2 separate regions of the Homo sapiens genome follow, and region 2 is linked to region 1. Evidence: read pairs that join two places in POLR2A ChIA-PET (ENCODE). Cell type or tissue: GM12878. All regions are shown on one strand. Region 1 overlaps TENT4B (terminal nucleotidyltransferase 4B). Region 2 overlaps HEATR3 (HEAT repeat containing 3).

Region 1 (5,000 bases):
GTGATTCTGGTGAGGCTGCACTGCAAAGCCAGCTGGCAGTTCAGGGCAGGAACAGCCATGCGTGGCCCCCAGTTAGTGTAGCATCCCCATGGTCATGGGCCAGGGATGGGCACATGGCCCCAGCACCCCACGTGGTATCTTCCTTAGGACTTTACACACTGACTCTAAGGAAGGTCACTTCCCTCTTTGATCTCAAGCTATAAAAATAGAAGCCTGGAAGTATCAAAAAACCACACCTCCTTTCCTCTGGCTGCACAAAGGAAGCCATTAGCAACAGGAGAGAATGGAGCCAACCCCAAAAAGAATCAAAGTCAGGGGAGAGATAGGCACTTGAGCTTTCTCTGGAGTCACTAAAGCAAATACCACCTTTGCGTAAGCAATTATGAGTTTATTTACCTTGCACCTGAAAGACTCCTGATTCACACACAAAGACTTTGATTATATATACTCTCATGGATAGCTGGATCAGGTCTTAAGTGTTCTTTCAGATCTATGGCTATTTCTGTCTATTCGAGGGCTCAGATTACCCTTTAAAATTCATGTAAAATCTATAAGTAGTTGACAGTACAAAACCAATCGTCTTCCAAACTCATCTTTAGTTTTCAAAATGTTCTTGGCTATTCTTGCCTGCTTATTCTTCCAGATGCTCTTTAGAATCATTTTAACAAATGACTCTCCCACCCTCCCCACAAAAAAATCAGTGGGATTTTAATTTAAATTATATTAATTAATACATTAGTGAGTTGATCTGATATCTTCAAGTTTTTTTTTAAAATGCAACCCACTGTAAAGATTTTTATATTTTCTTCACTTTTCTGGCTTTGCTCTAAATTATCTTAGGGATTTGATGCTCTAGTAAGTGAAATTATTTTTTCTTTTACTTTCCTTTCCTTTTCTTCTTTTTTTTTTTTTTTTAGACAGAGTCTCACTTTGTCACCCAGGCTGGAGTGCAGTGGCGTGATCTCAGCTCACTATAACCTGTGCTTCTCAGGTTCAAATGATCCTCCAACCTCAGCCTCCAAAGTAGCTGGGACTATAGGAGCTCACCACCACACGTGGCTAATTTTTTTGTATTTTTTGTAGAGACGGGGTTTTGCCATGTTGCCTAGGATGGTCTTGAACTCCTGAGCTCAAGAGATCCACCCACGTTGGCCTCCCAAAGTGCTAGGATTACAGTCATGGGCCACTGTGCCCGGCTTTTTTTTTTTTTTTTAATTATATTTTCTGTCACATATTACAGATACTGACTTTTGTGTGTTTATTTTGTAGCCAAGCAGGCAGTTTTCTTGCCCTACTACATTGGCTAGAATTACTAAAATAAGATCAAATAACATGGTGAGGGCAGGCATCCTGTCTTGTTACGGATTTAATGTGTTAAATCAAGTTTAGCCTAAAACTGTCTCCTTACATATTTTAAGTTTGACCTACAGGTTTTTCTGTCCATAATGAACTATAACCAAAATGGAGATGTAAACAGACTATAACCTGCTCTTGTGCCAATCACCGAGTTTTGGCCAATCAAAGGTGGCCAACTGTACAAACCTCAACTTGTGTTCAAATAAGGCAAATTCAGAGCTGTAACCAATCCGGCTGTTTCTGTACCTCACTTCCGTTTTCGGTACATCACTTTCCTCTTTCCATTCATAAATCTTTTTCCACGACATGGCTGTGCTGGAGTCTCTGAACCTACTCTGGCTCGGGAGGCTGCCCAATTTGCAAATCATTCTTTGCTCAATTAAACCATTAAATGGCATGGTGGCTCACGCCTGTAATCCCAGCACTTTCAGAGGCCCAGGCAGGCAGATTGCTTGAGCCCAGGAGTTCAAGACCAGACTGGGCAACATGGCAAAACCCCATGTCTACAAAAAATACAAAAATCACCCAGGCGTGGTGGTGCACACCTGTAGTCCCAGCTACGCAGGAGGCTGAGGCAGGAAAATCACTTGAACCCAGAAGGCGGAGGTTGCAGTGAGCTGTGCTTGCACCACTGCACTCCAGCCTGGGTGACAAAGCAAGACTCTGTCTCCAAAAAAAACTTAAATTTAATTTGGCTAAGGTTTTTCTTTTAACAAATGGGAAGTGTCTCTAGTGTTTCACATAATGTGTACTGGTTTGAAAGTACCACTCTTTATCAGCTCTTTAACAGGTTAAGGAAACACCTTTATATTCCAAGTTTACCAAAGGTTGTTGTACTCTGTTTTTTTTTTGTTTTTTGTTTTTTTTTTAGAGATGGGGTCTTGCTATCATCCCCAGGCTGGAAGGCAGTGGCACAATCACATCTCACTGCAGCATCAAGCTCCTGGGCTCAAGTGACTCTCCTGACTTAGCCTCCCAAGTAGCTGAGACTACAGGCATGTGCCCACATCCTGCTTAAAGTTGTACTATTTTTTTTTTTTTGAGACAGGGTTTCGTTCTGTTACCCACACTGGAATGCAGTGGCACAACCATAGCTCACTGCAGCCTTTACTTCCTGGGCTCAAGCAATCCCCCTGCCTCAGCCCCACTGTAGCTGGGACTACAGCTGCATGCCATCACACCCAGCTAATTTTTGTCTATTTTTTTTTTTTTTGTAGAGACAGGATTTCACCATGTTGCCCAGGCTGGTCTCAAACTCCTGGCTCAAGCGATCTGCCCGCCTTGGCCTCCCAAAGTGCTGGGATTACAGGCATGAGGCACTACCCCTGGCCAGTTGTACTCTTTTTAACAGACATATTTAAGATTTCACTCCATACTTTCAACAAGCATCTATTGTATTTTTTGCAGAATAAAGCAACATTGGTAGCTTCTTCCTTTCATGATGAAGGAGATGATGATGATGATGATGATGATGATGATGATGATGATAATGATAAACTAAAAGCTACTCTAAGTATATGGCTTCCCGGTAAACAAATTTCACAAACAAGGCACTCATACTGTGGTAACAACAAAAATGTTTTAAGTCAAACAAAAGCCCACTACTATAATAAATCTTTTTTTTCACACTCCTAATTAGGTAACTCTCTTAACCAAATAAATAGCAAACAAAACAAAATAAAAACAATACATCTAATACTGCCATTGGGCTGCCAACCAGCAGATCACAGGATGACATTTTCTGGATATGCACAAAACTGAAAACATTTCAGATATTTTCTATAATTCTTTGAGTATAAAAATTTTCTGGACTATGTACTGTTTCATCTTATCAAATCCCTCAGACCAAATTTATTTAGATACATATGTTGCATTTACCACCTAATTTCTCTTAAACTTTGCTGTCTACAGAAGTTATTAGCAGGCACATCTGTGTACAATATACTGTAAAGTTCTACATTGACTATTTCTTCCGCTCCAAAGCAGGGCCTGGGATGATTACCATTCCAAGAGTATTTCTACTATATCTATTGTAGACAACACAGAACTTTATCAAAATAATGCTTACTCATTAGCCCTGTAAAGGCCTCCCACTGAAGTTATCTTTATTCCTGAATACAGTATAAGATCTTTAAGACCTATGGACAAAATAAGAGATCTACTATATAGCTCACAAAATTGTAAAATTTATATGTATATTTTTTATACCTTTATACATTTACATGTCTTTTGGAAGATACTGTGAACACTGATAATTTTAAAGAGGCCTCATTTAGTTTCATTAATGAAAATGATATGCATAAGTACTGCACACTTTCCTCTTTACATGCTAAAACTTGAATAATGACAAAAATATGCTGTACACTAAGCCAGACATAATTTAAAGCCTCCTTTTGTTTTCATGACTCAGGACCATCATTAAACACACCCATAATTGTCCAGTATCATTCCAAGTAGCTTGGGGTCTAAATCTGGACTCTGCTATGGGCTCACTCTTCCTGCTTAATTCTGACTTCCTCCCCTTTCCTCTTTCAGTTTTCATTCCGCTTAACACAGTCATTAATAGAAAGTAAACTCACTGAGAGCCAAAGGATTTCTCCAAAAGAATCAAGTTCGTACTTTCAATGCTAGGCTTTCAAAGCTATATGATGAGATAAGAGTGCCTTCCACATTTCCTTAGCTGTGCTTTGGAGGGGGTATCACCAGGACAAAGCATCTAACTTCTGTATGGTACCTCATATTTTTCAAAGAAGCTCTTACCTATTCTCTGTTTCAGTCATCCACAATAATCCTGTGAATCAAACTAGGCAGAATTTAACTTCTAATTAAAAAAATGTTTATGGGAAATAATCGATTTCCCTAAGATCACATAGAAAATCAATTAAACAAGCCTGGGCAGTCTACAAAAAAAAATTTAAAAATTAGCCAGGCCGGGTGCAGTGGCTCATGCCTGTAATCCCAGCACTTTGGGAGGCCGAGGCAGGCGGATCACAAGGTCAGGAGATCGAGACCATCCTGGCTAACACGGTGAAACCCCGTCTCTACTAAAAAATACAAAAAATTAGCCGGGCATGGTGGCGGGCGCCTGTAGTCCCAGCTACTTGGGAGGCTGAGGCAGGAGAATGATGTGAACCTGGGAGGCAGAGCTTGCAGTGAGCCGAGATCGCGCCACTGCACTCCAGCCTGGGTGACAGAGCGAGACTCCGTCTCAAAAAAAAAAAAAAAAAAAAAATTAGCCAAGCACGGTGGCTAGCGCCTGTAGTTCCAGCTACTGTGGGGGAAAGGAGCGGGTGGGGGTGGAGGGGTGCTGAAGTGCAAGTATCGCTTGAGCCCAGGAAATTGATGCTCCAGTGAGCCATGACTGCACCACTGCGCTTCAGCCTGGGCAACAGAGCAAGACCCTGTCTCAAAGCAAATTCAATGAACCTGAAAAAAAGAAAAAGAAAGAAAGAAAGAAATAATGGCCAGGCATGGTGGCTCATGCATATAATCACAGCGCTTTGGGAGGCAGAGGCGGGTGGATCGCCTGAGGTCAGAAGTTCAAGACCAGCCTGGCCAACGTGATGAAACCCCGTCTCTACAAAAATACAAAAACTAGCCAGGCAAGATGGCAGGTGCCTGTAATCTCAGCAACTCAGGAGGCT
Region 2 (5,000 bases), 120 kb after region 1:
AAAGAGAATCAACAGGAAAATATGACTCATTTTTACCAAAACGCACTTTATAGCTAATTTTGCTATAACATTTTTCTGCAAAGCCAAGGATAACTGCTGGAAAAAAAAAACAGCTGTATTAATCCATATTTGAGAACAGCAACCTGACTTACCGGAAGTAAATCTGAAACGAAAGTTTTCCTTCTGACTCTTCTTTTATGAGAAATTCCTTCCATTTCATCATCTTCAATCAAATCATCCCCATTAGTGTTCTCTAATATTTCCTCAGCCTCTGCAGCAGTTTTTAACCTTTGCGTTTCAGCCTCTTTCATTTGAATAACCATTTCACCAGCATCCATTCCCAAAACTTCAGATAAGATCTTTAGTAAGGCATTTATGATTTCTGCTTGACTCTTGCATGGAATAATGTCCTTTAGATTCCAAATTGTGCCTGGGAAAAAAACAAGCATAAGGATAAGAAATGCCTGTGAAATATTTTACTAAGTTTAAGTTTTCACAAGACTGGAGCTTTTAAGGCCAGTGTAATTTCAAAAAATCTCAGCCCTACTGCCTTTGTTCATTATTTATTAAATATCAATGAGTTCTGCACTGAGGCAGTGCCCTTAGTTATAACCCTGCACAATCATCTCCCTTCCTTGGCACACAATGCCTTTCTCTGATACACTGCATTATCAGCAGACCCAGAGAACACTGATCAAGTTTCTTTTAAAATGACAAAGTGAGTGGCATCACTTTCTTTCATTGTAACCTAAGCTGCTCTCCTCAGCAGCTTCTTATATTCCAAGAGTGAAATGGAATGCACTAAAATTCCAAGGTTGGTCTGACATATAAACATGAGAGTAGGTTCTTAATTTTTTGATTATCAAAAAAGAACAGGAGCTATCATTAAGTAGTCAGAGTAATTTTTTTTTAAGTTACTACAAAAATAAAAACACCTCCTGACTATAAACCCAAAAGAACTGAAAGCAGGGACTTGAACAGATTACATTCATTTTTGCCAGGTGCAGTGTCTCACCCTGTAATCCCAACACTTTGGGAGGCCAAGGTGGGAGGATCACTCGAGGTCAGGAGTTCGAGACAAGCCTGGGCAACATGGTGAAACCTCATCTCTACTAAAAATACAAAAATCAGCCAGGCGTGGTGGTGGGCGCTTGTAATCCCAGCTACTTGGGAGGCTGAGGCATGAGAATCACTTGAACCCAGGAGGCAGAGGTTGCAGTGAGCCGAGATCTTGCCACTGCACTCCAGCCTGGGTGACAGAGCAAGACTCTGTTTCAAAAAAAAAAAAAAAAATTACATCCATTTTCACAGCAGCCGTATTCACAATATCCAAGTTGTAGAAGTAACCCAAGTGTCCATCAACAGATGAAGAGATCAACAAAATGTGGTATAATACCTACAAGGCAATATTATTCAGCATTAAAAAGGAAGGAATTTCTGACACATGCTACAACATGGATGAACCTTGAGGCCACTATGCAAAAAGAAATAAGCCAGTCACAGAAAGACAAATTCTGTATGATTCCACTTCTATGAGGTGTTTAGAGGAGTCAAGGAATGGTGGCTGACAGCAGCTGGGGGAAGGGGAAATGGGAAAAATTGTGTTTAAAGGGTACAGTTTCAGTTTTGCAAGATGAAAAAGAGTTCCGGATTTTTACTGCACAACAATCTGAATGTACTTTACACCACTAAAGTATACATTTAAAAACAATTAAAGGCTGGGTGCTGTGGCTCACGCCTGTAATTCCAGCACTTTGGGAGGCCAAGGTGGGCAGATTACAAGAGCTCAGGAGTTTGACACCAGCCTAGGGAACATGGTGAGATGCCATCTCTACAAAAAAAAATACAAAAAATTAACTGTGGCTGGGGACTGTGGCTCACGCCTGTAATCCCAGCACAGGGAGGTCGAGATGGGCCAATCACTTTAGGTCAGGAGTTCGAGACCAGCCTGGTCAACATGGTGAAACCTCGTCTCTACTAAAAAAATAAAAAAATTAGGCCAGGCGCGGTGGCTCACGCCTGTGATCCCAGCACTTTGGGAGGCCAAGGCGGGCGGATCACAAGGTCAGGAGATCAAGACCATCCTGGCTAACACAGTGAAACCCCGTCTTTACTAAAAAAAAAAAATACAAAAAATTAGCTGGGCGTGGTGGCAGGCACCTGTAGTCCCAGCTACTCGGGAGGCTGAGGCAGGAGAATGGCGTGAACCTGGGAAGCGGAGCTTGCAGTGAGTGGAGATCGCGCCACGCACTCCAGCCTGGGCGGCAGAGCGAGACTCAGTCTCCAAAAAAAAAAAAAAAAAAAATAGCCAGGTGTGGTGGTGGGTGCCTGTAATGCCAACTATTCAGGAGACTGAGGCAGGAGGATCGCTTGAACTCAGGAGGCAGAGATTGCAGTAAGCTGAGCTCGCACCACTGCGTTCCAGCCTGGGTGACAGAGCAAGAGTCCGTCTCAAAAAAAAAAAAATTAACTGGTCCTGGTGGCATGCACCTGTAGTCCCAGCTACTTGGGAGGCTGAGATGGGAAGATCACTTGAGCCCAGGAGGTGGAGGCTGCAGTGAGCCAAGATTGCACCACAGCACTCCTGCCTGGGCAACAGAGGAGGACTCTGTCTCAAAAAAACCCAAAACGATTAAGACGGTAAATTTCATGTGTATTTTTCCACTATTAAAATAAAAAAACAGGCCAGGCGCAGTGGCTCATACCTGTAATCCCAGCACTTTAGGAGGTCAAGGTGGGCAAATCACCTGAGGTCCCGAGCTCAAGACCAGCCTGGCCAACATGGTAAAACCCCGTCTCTACCAAAAATACAGAAATTAGCTGAGCGTGGTGGCGCACGCTTGTAATTCCAGCTACTTGGGAGGCTGAGGCATGAGAATCACTTGAACCTGGGAGGTGAGGCTGCAGAGCCAGCCACCGCACTCCAGCCTGGGTGAAAGAGCCAGACTCCATCTCAAAACAATAAAAAATAAAAAAAGTAAAAAAGTAAAAAAAAAATCTCTCAACATAAATTATCTCTGCAAGACAAAGGGCAAGAAGAAAATAGATACATAAACTAAATAAAGTACATACTAAACAGACCTTCAGATAATTTCTTACTTCTGTATTCAGACATTCTGCAGAGAAAAGAGTTGGTGGTTAAAAAAAAAAAAACTTATGGAAAACTAAGTGGTCAATTTCTGAAATCACTGGTTCATAAATAAGTGGGGATCCTGACAACAGCATCTCTTTATCAGGTTAACAGTAGTTTGTTAAATTCGAAACAAATCTATTCTACAAGGATTTACAACTATAGACAACTGCTTGAAGTAAGGGTCTCTTCTCAGATATTAAAATTTTCAGAACAGATAAAAGCACAGAAGACCTAATGTGTTGAAATGAATGACTAAATTTTGCCCCCACCACATCCATACCAAAAGCTACTGAAACAATATACTATGCCGTAAGGCTAAATTTTACCTGCTACCAATGTCTTCAATAGAAGAGATTCCATGGAACTGACAGGAGAAAGCAGTGCTGATTCCAGCATGTTCAATGCTGTAGCACTGAAAGACTTCAGCAGCTCTGGGTTATCCTCAGTCACTGTCTGCAAACAATATGCTACGAGGCAAAAAATAAGTATTTAGAAACAAATGAATTCTGCTTTGGATAATTTACACCAGTATAACTCATCAATAAAACATTGTATCATTACCACTTCATTAGACACATGTAGGTTTTGCAAAATATATATGCTTTATCTCAGGGTGATATGCGCAAATGAGGCTTCCCAAACTATCAGTGCTGGAAAAGATCATGTTTCTTTTCTTTTTAAATTTCTAATCCTGTACAGATCTATACTTTTTTTTTTTTTTTTTGAGACAGTCTTGCTCTGTCACCCAGGCTGGAATGCAGTGGCGCATCTCAGCTCACTACAACCTCTGCCTCCCAGGTTCAAACGATTCCTGTGCCTCAGTCTCTCAGGTAACTGGAATTAAAGGTATGCGCCATGATGCCTGGCTAATTTCTATATTTTTAGTAGAGACAGGGTTTCACCATGAAAGCCAGGCTGGTCTGGAACTCCTGGTCTCAAGTGATCTGTCCGTTTCGGCCCTTCAAAGTGCTGGGATTACAGGCATGAGCCACCATGCCCAGCCAGATCTACACTTTTTACAAAATACAATTAAAAAGACTCTTTTATTTTTTTTTTGAGATGGAGTCTCGCTCTGTCGCCCAGGCTAGAGTGCAGTGGCACAATCTTGGCTCACTGCAAGCTCCGCCTCCTGGGTTCACACCATTCTCCTGCCTCAGGCTCCCGAGTAGCTGGGACTACAGGCACCCGCCACCATGCTTGGCTAATTTGTTGTATTTTTAGTAGAGATGGGGCTTCACCTTGTCAGCCAGGATGGTCTCGATCTCCTGACCTTGTGATCCGCCCGCCTCAGCCTCCCAAAGTGCTGGGATTACAGGTGTGAGCTACCACGCCCAGCCTAAAAAGACTCTTAAATGCGGCAATGTCGTTACTATAAATGTTTATAAAAGTTTATCCTCAGGCCGGGTGCGGTGGCTCATGCCCGTAATCCCAGCACTTTGGGAGGCTGAGGCAGGAGGATCACTTGAGGTCAGGAGTTGCAGACCAGCCTGGCCAGCATGGCAAAACCCCATCTCTACTGAAAACACAAAAATTAGCTAGGCATGGTGATGCACGCCTGTAATCCCAGCTACTTGGGAGGCTGAGGCAAGAGGATAGCTTGAACCCGGGAGGCGGAGGTTGTAGTAAGTCGAGATTGCGCCACTGCACTCCAGCCTGGGTGACAGAGCTGAGACTCCATCTCAAAAAAAAAAAAAAAATTTTACCCTCAATTTATGTACTTATCAAGGACCAGTAGCAAACAGCCTTAGGTTTTGGGACGTCTGGCTTCCTTTAAATTTATCATGACCTTCAAAGTTAGGGTTATTTCTGGCAGAGCAATAGCTCTTTAAGAAAAAAAGTAGTTTATATAAAAGTATGAGCAAATTAA

What was found. ChIA-PET counts read pairs that join two places held together with the same protein. Peaks named below come from ENCODE experiments on the same cell type or tissue, not always from the same donor. Only the 100,000 strongest peaks of a DNase experiment are listed, where the experiment ranks them.
Region 2: POLR2A ChIA-PET joins it to region 1 with 6 read pairs; 10 of 35 experiments call an interaction of 5 or more read pairs at or near these places.

The regions. Positions count from the first base shown.
Region 1 is chr16:50,194,333-50,199,332 of GRCh38, reverse strand. All of the region lies in intron 1 of TENT4B (terminal nucleotidyltransferase 4B), which reads right to left. Among named protein-coding and RNA genes, the nearest start is that of TENT4B, 44 kb to the right of the region's middle. In GM12878, no CTCF peak of the experiment used is centred here; a DNase peak (open chromatin) is centred at 4,702; H3K4me3 peaks cover 595 bases; H3K27ac peaks cover 2,490 bases.
Region 2 is chr16:50,074,171-50,079,170 of GRCh38, reverse strand. It overlaps HEATR3 (HEAT repeat containing 3), which reads right to left. Exons shown (of 15, transcript NM_182922.4): 6 at 3,460-3,600; 7 at 153-430. Among named protein-coding and RNA genes, the nearest start is that of HEATR3-AS1, 10 kb to the right of the region's middle. In GM12878, no CTCF peak of the experiment used is centred here; no DNase peak of the experiment used is centred here.